Regions from separate parts of the Mus musculus genome. Here region 2 is linked to region 1. A link is a loop called in an ENCODE intact Hi-C map of the cell type or tissue named here. Cell type or tissue: heart. All regions are shown on one strand. Links, peaks and the distances in the headings refer to the core of each region. The heading gives the core; the rest is flanking DNA. Region 1 holds the start of Usp33 (ubiquitin specific peptidase 33). Region 2 holds the start of Gm40179 (a long non-coding RNA gene).

The links. A loop is a pair of places that touch in the nucleus more often than their neighbours do. Peaks named below come from ENCODE experiments on the same cell type or tissue, not always from the same donor. Only the 100,000 strongest peaks of a DNase experiment are listed, where the experiment ranks them.
Region 2: a loop joins it to region 1, with 2.8 times the contacts of the local background. A loop is called at or near these places in 1 of 42 quality-filtered maps.

The regions. Positions count from the first base shown.
Region 1 is chr3:152,344,372-152,348,761 of GRCm38, reverse strand. It overlaps Usp33 (ubiquitin specific peptidase 33), which reads right to left and starts at 2,284. Exons shown (of 24, transcript NM_133247.3): 1 at 2,123-2,284. In heart, for the core only: a CTCF peak has its summit at 2,345; a DNase peak (open chromatin) is centred at 2,301; H3K4me3 peaks cover 1,705 bases; H3K27ac peaks cover 1,566 bases.
Region 2 is chr3:152,103,458-152,107,847 of GRCm38, reverse strand. All of the region lies in intron 4 of Gipc2 (GIPC PDZ domain containing family, member 2), which reads left to right. It overlaps Gm31881 (a long non-coding RNA gene), which reads right to left. Exons shown (of 2, transcript XR_003954592.1): 2 at 465-1,564. Gm40179 (a long non-coding RNA gene) reads left to right here and starts at 692. Exons shown (of 2, transcript XR_867758.2): 1 at 692-1,017; 2 at 2,093-3,787. In heart, for the core only: a CTCF peak has its summit at 2,294 (motif pointing right); a DNase peak (open chromatin) is centred at 2,277; H3K4me3 peaks cover 2,168 bases; H3K27ac peaks cover 316 bases; H3K27me3 peaks cover 500 bases.

The DNA.
Region 1 (4,390 bases), core at 108-4,107:
CTTTATTTTTTCAAATAATCCACATTTCCCCTCTTAGACATCATTGAGCATTTTACGTCATTTTCTTGCAGCACAGACTCTTGCACCAGCAGGTTGGTAAGCACTACAGTCCCAGCACAGGAGATGGTGCAAGTCCAGAGGGATTCAAGGTCATCCTGAGCCGCAAGCAATTTCAAGGCCAGCATGTCTCAAAAAAAGAAAAAGAAAAAAAAAAAAAAAAAAAAAACTCAAGCTTTTAAAACGCTGCATTTAAGTCTCTCATAATTTTATAATCTTTATTCCACTTGGTTGCTTGATTGACTGATTGAGACAGGGTTTGTGTGTGTAGCCATGGCTGTCAACTCTCGCTGTAGACCAGGCTGGCCTGGAATGTACAGAGGTTAAGACCGCCTCTGCCTCCCAAGTGCTAGGATTAAAGGGGTGCATATCACCACGACCTGGCTCAGCCTTAATCCACCTGAATTCTAATTTCTAGTACAGGCTGGTTTGGCAATATTGTTTCAGAAGGAAAGGCTGATCCTTACACAAGCTTGAAACTCTGACTTGGGAAAAGGCTATTTGGCATTCGTCAGAGGACAGGAACAGAATCAAGTAAGATTTTGTAAGTGAAAGGATCCTGAAAACAGCAAATCACCTACTTGCTGCAACTATGTGGAGAGATTTGCTTATTCATATACTACATGAACTAAAAAGGAAAGTAACTGAAAACTGGCAATGCAGATCAAAAAATAGCATGCAAGCCGGGCGTGGTGGCACACGCCTTTAATCCCAGCACTCGGGAGGCAGAGGCAGGCGGATTTCTGGGTTCAAGGCCAGCCTGGTCTACAAAGTGAGTGCCAGGACAGCCAGGGCTACACAGAGAAACCCTGTCTCGAAAAACCAAAAAAAAAAAAAAAAAATAGCATGCAATCATAAATATAGCCCCCATGTATATTTGTGTAGTTTTTCTCATCTTGCCAAAGTAAATGAAATAACAAAACTATCGGCATAGTATAAGTTACTGAAACAAGTTATAAAATTTTCATTCTTCCATACTTATATTAACAGTACAAACTCACTGCCAGCATTCATAAGATCAAATAGCCTGCTGCAATCATCGGATTTGCTCTGACCTTTCCATAAGATACAACTGCACCCTCAACCACAGAAGACACTCGGAGAAATGGTCTCATTCTCTCCCTCTCCCTCCCCTCCCCTGCCTCTTTGGTTTGCTTGCTTGCTTGCTTGCTTGCTTTGAAATGGGGGCTCCTGTAGCCTAGGCTAGCCTGGAAGTCCTTCTCTACCTTCCTCCACCTTCCAAATGTTATCTTCTGCCAAAGGCATCTCTAGGCTTGAGCAGTCTACCCTGACTCTCATTATCTTTGGTAACAGGTTTTTCGTAAAGAAAAAAATTGTCAGATCAAACAAAAAAATATCTGGCATGACATGGTGGCAATACATTTGGAATCCCAGCAACTTGGGAGATGGAGGCAGGAGGATCAGGACTTGGGAGGCCAGACATTGGACTGTCTCGAAAAAATTTAAAGAAGAAAAAAGAGAGAGAGAGAGAGAGAGAACATTCTAGAATTCTACATTAAGCACTAAGTCTCGAGACCTTTGGTAAAACGCGTCTTCAGTTTAGTTAGACTCTGCTCCAGCCAGGATGTCAGCCCCTGGCTCCATTTCGCAGGCCTAATACTGATTCCGACAGAATGTAAACCCTAATCTTCAGTTGTGTGCAAAGCCCCTAAGGCAATCAAATCAATCACATTGCCTAACAGGTCAACATGACGAATTTTCCGACGAGGAGCATTTTGTATTTGAAAAATGCTTGAGCGCTTGGGAAAGCACTCACACCGTGGAAATGTGACCCGAACAAAAGCTGCGACCGACAGACGCTACGACTGGACTCGACCCAAACGCTGCGTCGGCCGAAGACACGCCACTGGGACGGTGACACCTCGGTTTTCCCGTTCGTAGCAATGAATAACGGGGCGGCGCGCACAGGTCGCGCCCCCCGACCCGGATCCCTGACCACCGAGCCGCCCGGGCCGCGCGCCGGGGCGAGCCTCAGCCCGGCCGCGCCCGCCCTCCCTCCGGCCCGCCGCCGCCGCACGCCCGCCCGCCCGTCCGCCGCGCTCACCTCAGCCCGCCGCCCAGCGCACTCCTCCTCGGAGCCTGAGCGCTCGGATCCGCAGGGCCGCAAAACGGTTCCGCAGCGCGGCCCGCAGAACCCGACCGCTGCCCGACGCTTCCCTCGGCAGCCGCCGCTCCTTCCGGTGTCTCCGCGGCCGCTGCGGGCGTCTGGGGGCGGGACCTTGGGGAGACACGCCCCGGGGCGGGGCCTCGGGCCTGGCCTCGGTTCTCCGCTAGGCCTGTGCTAGACAGGCAACCTGAGCTGACGTGTACACCACTTCGGCCGCATTTCTGCTTTTATTCCTATTCTCCCACCCTCTGCAGTCACAAGACAGCTTCCCAAGGTCTCGTCGCGGTGCATTATAAACTCCGCAGTACGGAAAGCCTCAGAAAGGTCTGAAGTTTGCAATATGAAGTGGCTAGCTCAAGGCTGGGGCAGGAGGATTGCGGTAACTTCGAAGCCAGTCTGGGCTGCAGTGTGAGGCTAGTCCTAAACCTTGCTTTTCTAATAACTCCTTTAAGACCTACATTTTCTGGAAGCAAATGCATTTCTCTTTGCCATATATACAAAGAAGAAATTAATCTCTACCATTTTCCACTAGGTTAAATCAAGATCAAATGAAATAGTTACTGAAACCTTGAGATCTTCTTGGTACTTAGAGCAATAGGAAAAAAAAAAAAAACCTTCCACTTATGTGACTGTTACATTCACTTTTTAATATTTTTCCAATTATTTCTATTATATGCATTGGTGTTTTGCCTGCATGCATATCTCAGTGAAGATGTCGGATCCATTGTATCTGGAGTTACAAACAACTGTGAACTAAACTGCCTTCTGGGTGCTGGGGATTGAACCAGTGTCCTCTGGAAGAGCAGCCAGTGGTCCTAACCAGGAGTCATCTTTTTAGCCCCTCACTGTTTGATTTTATAATATGTGAATTCAAACTGCAAAGCTGAAAAAGTTTGTCAGCTGGGCATGGTGGTGTACCCCGGTAAAGCCAGCACTTGGGAGGCTGTGGCAGGATTGTGAGTTTGAGGCTAGCCTGGATTACAGAGTAAGACATGTCTATATGATTAACCCCAAAGTTGGTTGGGAGCATGTATCTAAATATTGTGCAAAATGCCAGTCTCCATCAGAAGCAGGCGACTAATCTGAGGGCTTCTAATTATTCTGCTAGTGGAATCAGAGGATGTTAACCATGATACTCCTTGCTGTCTGGGGCTTGGCGCAAGGGAATGAAGCTGTGTGGGAGGCCCCATGGTTACCACCACTCTACCCTCGGCCTACTCCAGATATTGCTCGTTTGCTTTCACTGATATCCAAATCAGTAATATTGTCATTTTTTTTTTTCGAGACAGGGTTTCACTGTATAGCCCTGGTTGATCTGGAACTCACTTTGTAGACCAGGCTGCCCTCGAACTTAGAAATCCACCTGCCTCTGCCTCCCGAGTGCTGGGATTAAAGGCGTGTGCCACCACACCCGGCTTTCAATTTTTATTGAATGGTTTTCCCCAGGAAATTCATTTTTATTTACCCAGATATAACAACATCAGGCCAAATAAGTGTTTTAATTGGGGGTCATTCAAGCATAGACCACTTAAGGGTAGCTATACCAACAATGAGTCTCTCCCATGCCTCCAGCATTGTTAACTACATTTATACCCTCAGAGATAGGAGGTGCTGCATAAGCCTGGGTGCCCGCCATTGTGTCCATGGGGAAATGCTAACGGGCACAGGATGTGAGGGTTCATGCTGCTAACTACTGCTTTCTGATTTCAAGATGGCAGCCGCCACGAGCTGCCCAGAAGACAGAGGTCCTCAGTGTGCACTTTTACTGTAAAGGTGGGGTTTATTTTTGGAGGATTGATTGATTGACTGATTGATTGATTTGTATGGGTGCTTTGTCTACATATATGTCTGTGTATAATCTTAATAACCGGTGCCCTAGGAAGCCAGAAGAAGGTCTTGGGTCCCAAGACTAGAGTTATTGATGGTTGTGAGTCACCTATGGGGTCAAAGAATCGAACACAATTCCTTTAGAAGAGCAGCCAGTGCTTTGTAACTACTGTGTTTTGTTTTTAAGTCAGGGTCTTGTTATGTAGCCCAGGCTAGCCTTGAGCTCTCCCTCCTGACTTGTGAGATTAAAGGCATGAATCACCAGGAGCAATTTAAGAGAAATTTTTTTTCCATTTTATTTTTGGCCCATGAAATAAGAGGGCATAATCTATCACGCAAGAAAGCTAAGGTGGCCGGGCAGTGGTGGCGCACACCTTT
Region 2 (4,390 bases), core at 225-4,224, 240 kb after region 1:
TCGGGCGCAAAACGCATACTTTGAGTGCATTTCTGCCTCATGCGATCTGAAAACCACTGTGGTAGCAGTAAGAGGAAAATACACCAGAGCTTGGGAAGAGAGGCCGTGGTCAGCGGGACTCCCCGCTCCTGCAGATCACTTATCTAGACTTGTCTGTGGACATTTGGGTTATCTAAAACTTAAAAGAACTCAACCCAGGCAGAGTCCGAAGTAATGCACTTATGGAGACTGTTACAGTGAAAGATTATAGCTGTGACATCCTAAGATAAAGATTTCCTAGTCGCTCTGGCTCTTTTTTTTTTTTTTTTTTCATGCTCTACATTCTTCTGCCAGCAAAACCTTGTGGGTCCAGCTCTGTGATATACCAGACTCTAACTCCGCCCCTCTCCCCCCCTCTCCCCCGACCCCGTTCTCCTCTCCCACCCCGCCCCCACCGTGACGTAGGAGCTCAAGCGTTTTCAGCATTAATGAATTAATTATGGATTTATTTTAGGTTGAGAAAAGCAAGGGTTTCACATATTGACTGACTGTGTCAACGCAAAGGTCAGTGTCAGAGTGGAAAATGCCAGAAGGTGAAGAGAGGATGGAGGGACAGAGGGGAAGGAAGAGAACAGCGGGGGCGTAGCCCGCAGAGATCCGAGTGGGCGGGGCAGAAGCGGGTCTGGTCTACTCACTGCAGCGAGGGCAGTGCAGATGTAGTGGAGGTGAAGGCACCTGAGACTTGCAGGTCCTGAGAGCAGAGCCCAGGCTCTCACTGTGTGTGAATGCTGCCGCCCTCAGATTCCCAGGTTTGCAGAACAGAGAATGAGTCAGGTGACTAGTTAGGATGCTGTTTACAGAGTGGTCCCCAATGCTTGCTGGATGTCAGGTGTCCAGGGTCCGTGAGGGGCTGGTTTGATAGAGCAGATACTTAAAGACTCAGTGGGTCAACGCTGTCTTTGGGACTGCGCGAGTCACTCGGGATGCTGTGGGCATCACTCGGGATGCTGTGTGCTTCGAGGGACCTAGAGGAGGATGGTGAGTTAGGCATTCAGTCCCTCACGCTGGGGAAAGCTCCGTGGTAGGAGCTTGAGCAGAGGCCCATGATGCAAAGCGAGATGAACGGTGGGCTCAGCTCACTTTCTCCTCTCTGTTCTGGGACCCCAGTTCATTTAACAGTGCTGCCCACGGCTAGGGCCGGGTCTTCCTGTGTCAGTTAACCTGGTCTAGAACGTCCCTTACAGAGATTCGCAGAGATGTGTTTCTACAGTTACAGTTACATGTCACCGAGTTGACAGAATTAGCTAGCACAGAGGCGAGTGCAGCTGCGACACCAGCCGCAGTAGAGTCAACGCCTTTGAAAGTGAGCCGATGAGTTCTGCGTGGAACAGCAGGGCAGGGGCATCTTTACCTTTTCCTTTGCTCATTCCGCTGCCTGGTATACTGCTGGAGACTGCCACTGTTCCTCGAATCTCCGAGCAAGCCTCAGTGGAAGGCAAGGATTGGTGCAGGAGGAATGTGTAGTCAGTGGGTGGGAGCTTGCAGCGCACGCTGGGAGAATGCTCTCTTGGCTCTCTGCTGGAAGCTGTGGGGAAGAGTGAACAGCTTTGCCATAGTGAGCAGAAGAGGCAGGCTGTGCTGGGCATCTTCATGTCCCGTGGGATGAACATCATCTCTCAGTAGTTAACGCAATTAATGGGTATCTGCTAAGCACCCTGCTCTACAGGGTTCTTGTAGGTTTCAGTGAAAGGAGGGTAGCCTGTGATCTATCTGGGAAGCTGAGAAAAAGCTATTCAAATATAAACATTAAAAATCCACAGATGTGCATAGTCTGTTTAATTAAATAGGTCAATTAAAATTAGCTCATAATGAAAAGAAGCTAGTTCAACGCTAATATTAAATTGGTATAAATAGCCTGCAATCAAGTTTCTGAAGGATTTAAAGAACTAACAGGATTTGAAACAATCTCCCTTCTGACCTGGCACAAATGCGGGAAGCTGACCATGATGCTGCACTCCCAGGCCTCGTTTATTTATTCGTTGCCTTTGCTGAGCCTGGCAGTCTGGGCACTAGTGATTCAAGGATGAATAACGGCCCTTTTCCTCTCTTAAAGAAAGACAGAAGCCATTAGGAACTGATGAACAGTTCGGGACACACAGTGTCACGATGAAGAGGCTGTCAGGGACAAGGGAAGACAAGAAAGCAGCCAGCAGTTCCCTCTAGAAGCGGCAGAGTCGGCACAAGTGGGAGGTGCATTATGAAACAGCCACTGGCTTGGGGAAGGTGCACGCGGCTTGGGAGACTGGGGAAGCGGTGCAGCGAGTGCCACTAGGGGGTGCACGCAGCCTGAGAGCCTAGGGAGCTGCTGCAGCGAGTGCGGCTGGGTGGCGAGGAGGCTGGAGGAAGAGATGAGTGAGGGCGTGGAAGGCTCTGTGGTAACTGTGGGGGCAGCAACACTGTCAGTTGTGTATTTTAGAAGAATTCCTTGGCTCAGGGGGATGCGCTGTAGAGCAGGATGGGTTTGAGAGGGAATGGCAGGGAAGGAAATAGGAAACCTCTGTCTGAAGGAAAGGATGTGGACCCAAGCCGACTGGATGTGGCTGGAAACAGGCAAGGGATCAAGAGCTGTTTCAGAAAGCAGTGGCCAGACACTGGTGCCATTTGTATCTGAGGAGCACCGCCGCTTGTTACCACTCCTTACACTGTGGCCAGGGAGAAAGGAAGGTTAATATCAGAGCTAGCTGATGTCATAGTCACTGTTCTATTGCTGGGAAGAGATACCATGGCCAGGCCATGGTGTCTTTATAGAAGAAAGAGTTTATTGAGCTTCCAGTTTCAGAGGGTGGTGAGCCCATGACCATCATGTGGGGAGTATGGCAGCAGGCACGCATGCATGGCACTATAGAAGTAGCTGAGAGATTGCACCTGATCCAGAGTCCAGAGGCAGTGGAGGGGGTTGCACACACACTAAGTGGAGATGGTGGGGCTTTTAAAATCCCCAAAGCCTGCCCCCAGAGACACACCTCTTCCAACAAGGCCACACCTCCTAATCCTTCACAATCAGTTCCACCAAGTGCAGACCAAACATTCAAATGGGGACCGTTCTCACTCAAATCGCGACACTTGCTATAGCCAGTCTGACAGACGATTAAAACCCATTGCATCGAAGCAGGAGCAATCAATGCTGTCATTTGCTTTTCTTAAGATTTAGTTCCTTATACGTGAAGTTTTGAGGAAGCTGGGGTATAACTCGGTAGTAGGGTATATGCAATGTACAAGCCTGGGCTTAATCCCCACGAGGAAGTTAACACTCATGTTAAAATTTTCCCACACACGTGCATGCACATACACTTTCTACACCCTCACCCACATACATAACCACGTGCACACACTTGCACTAACACATGCACAGAGAAACACACACACATACACTGTACAATACTCACACTGTCATATACACGTTCAACTTATGTACTCTATGCATATACTCTCACACATTCACATACAACATATATGCACAGTGCTCATACATTCTATACAGCTATCCATACATGTACAATTATACTCAAATACACATTCACACAATGATACCATACACTCACAATACTTATATACATAAACCCATACATAGATACATAGTCCATATACTTGCCGTACCTAAACACTCCACATACATGTGTACACACAGAAATACTGACGTACACTCAATTGCAGACATACTCATACTTCACATGAACTCTTACACATTCAGCTACATGTATACCCTACACACACACTTGCATATACTAAACCTCATACATTCACACAATGACACTGACACATACAGACTGACATACATATACCTAGTATACATGTGTACACACATACATACTCCATATCCCCACATACATACTCATATACTCACACATAGTTTGAGCACACACTCTCATACACATTCTCACATACATGTACACATTATAAACACACAGATGCACACACTCATACACATTCACATACACTTACTTTATACACAAACATTCTGAATACTCATGTGCACACACAAATTCACACACTCACACAGACTCATACACATGCATACACCTATCTCTCTATATGCACACATCACATGCACGCCATCTCACAACTCACAGTCAAATATTACACACATGCACACAAAAAACACTTATACCAATACACAGACCTACACTCCTCACACATACACACAGTCACACACAATGCACTGGCACTTCCCCATGTACACACTCACACACACTGATGATCCCAGCAGGGGGAGGTGGAGACTGGAGGCTCCCTTGTGTTTGCGAGCTGAATCAGTAAGCTCCAGACTCAAGGAGAGACGCTGACTTGAAAACTATAAAGGAGAACAATTGAGGAGAGCACTTCATGTCGGCCTCTGACCTCCACACAGATA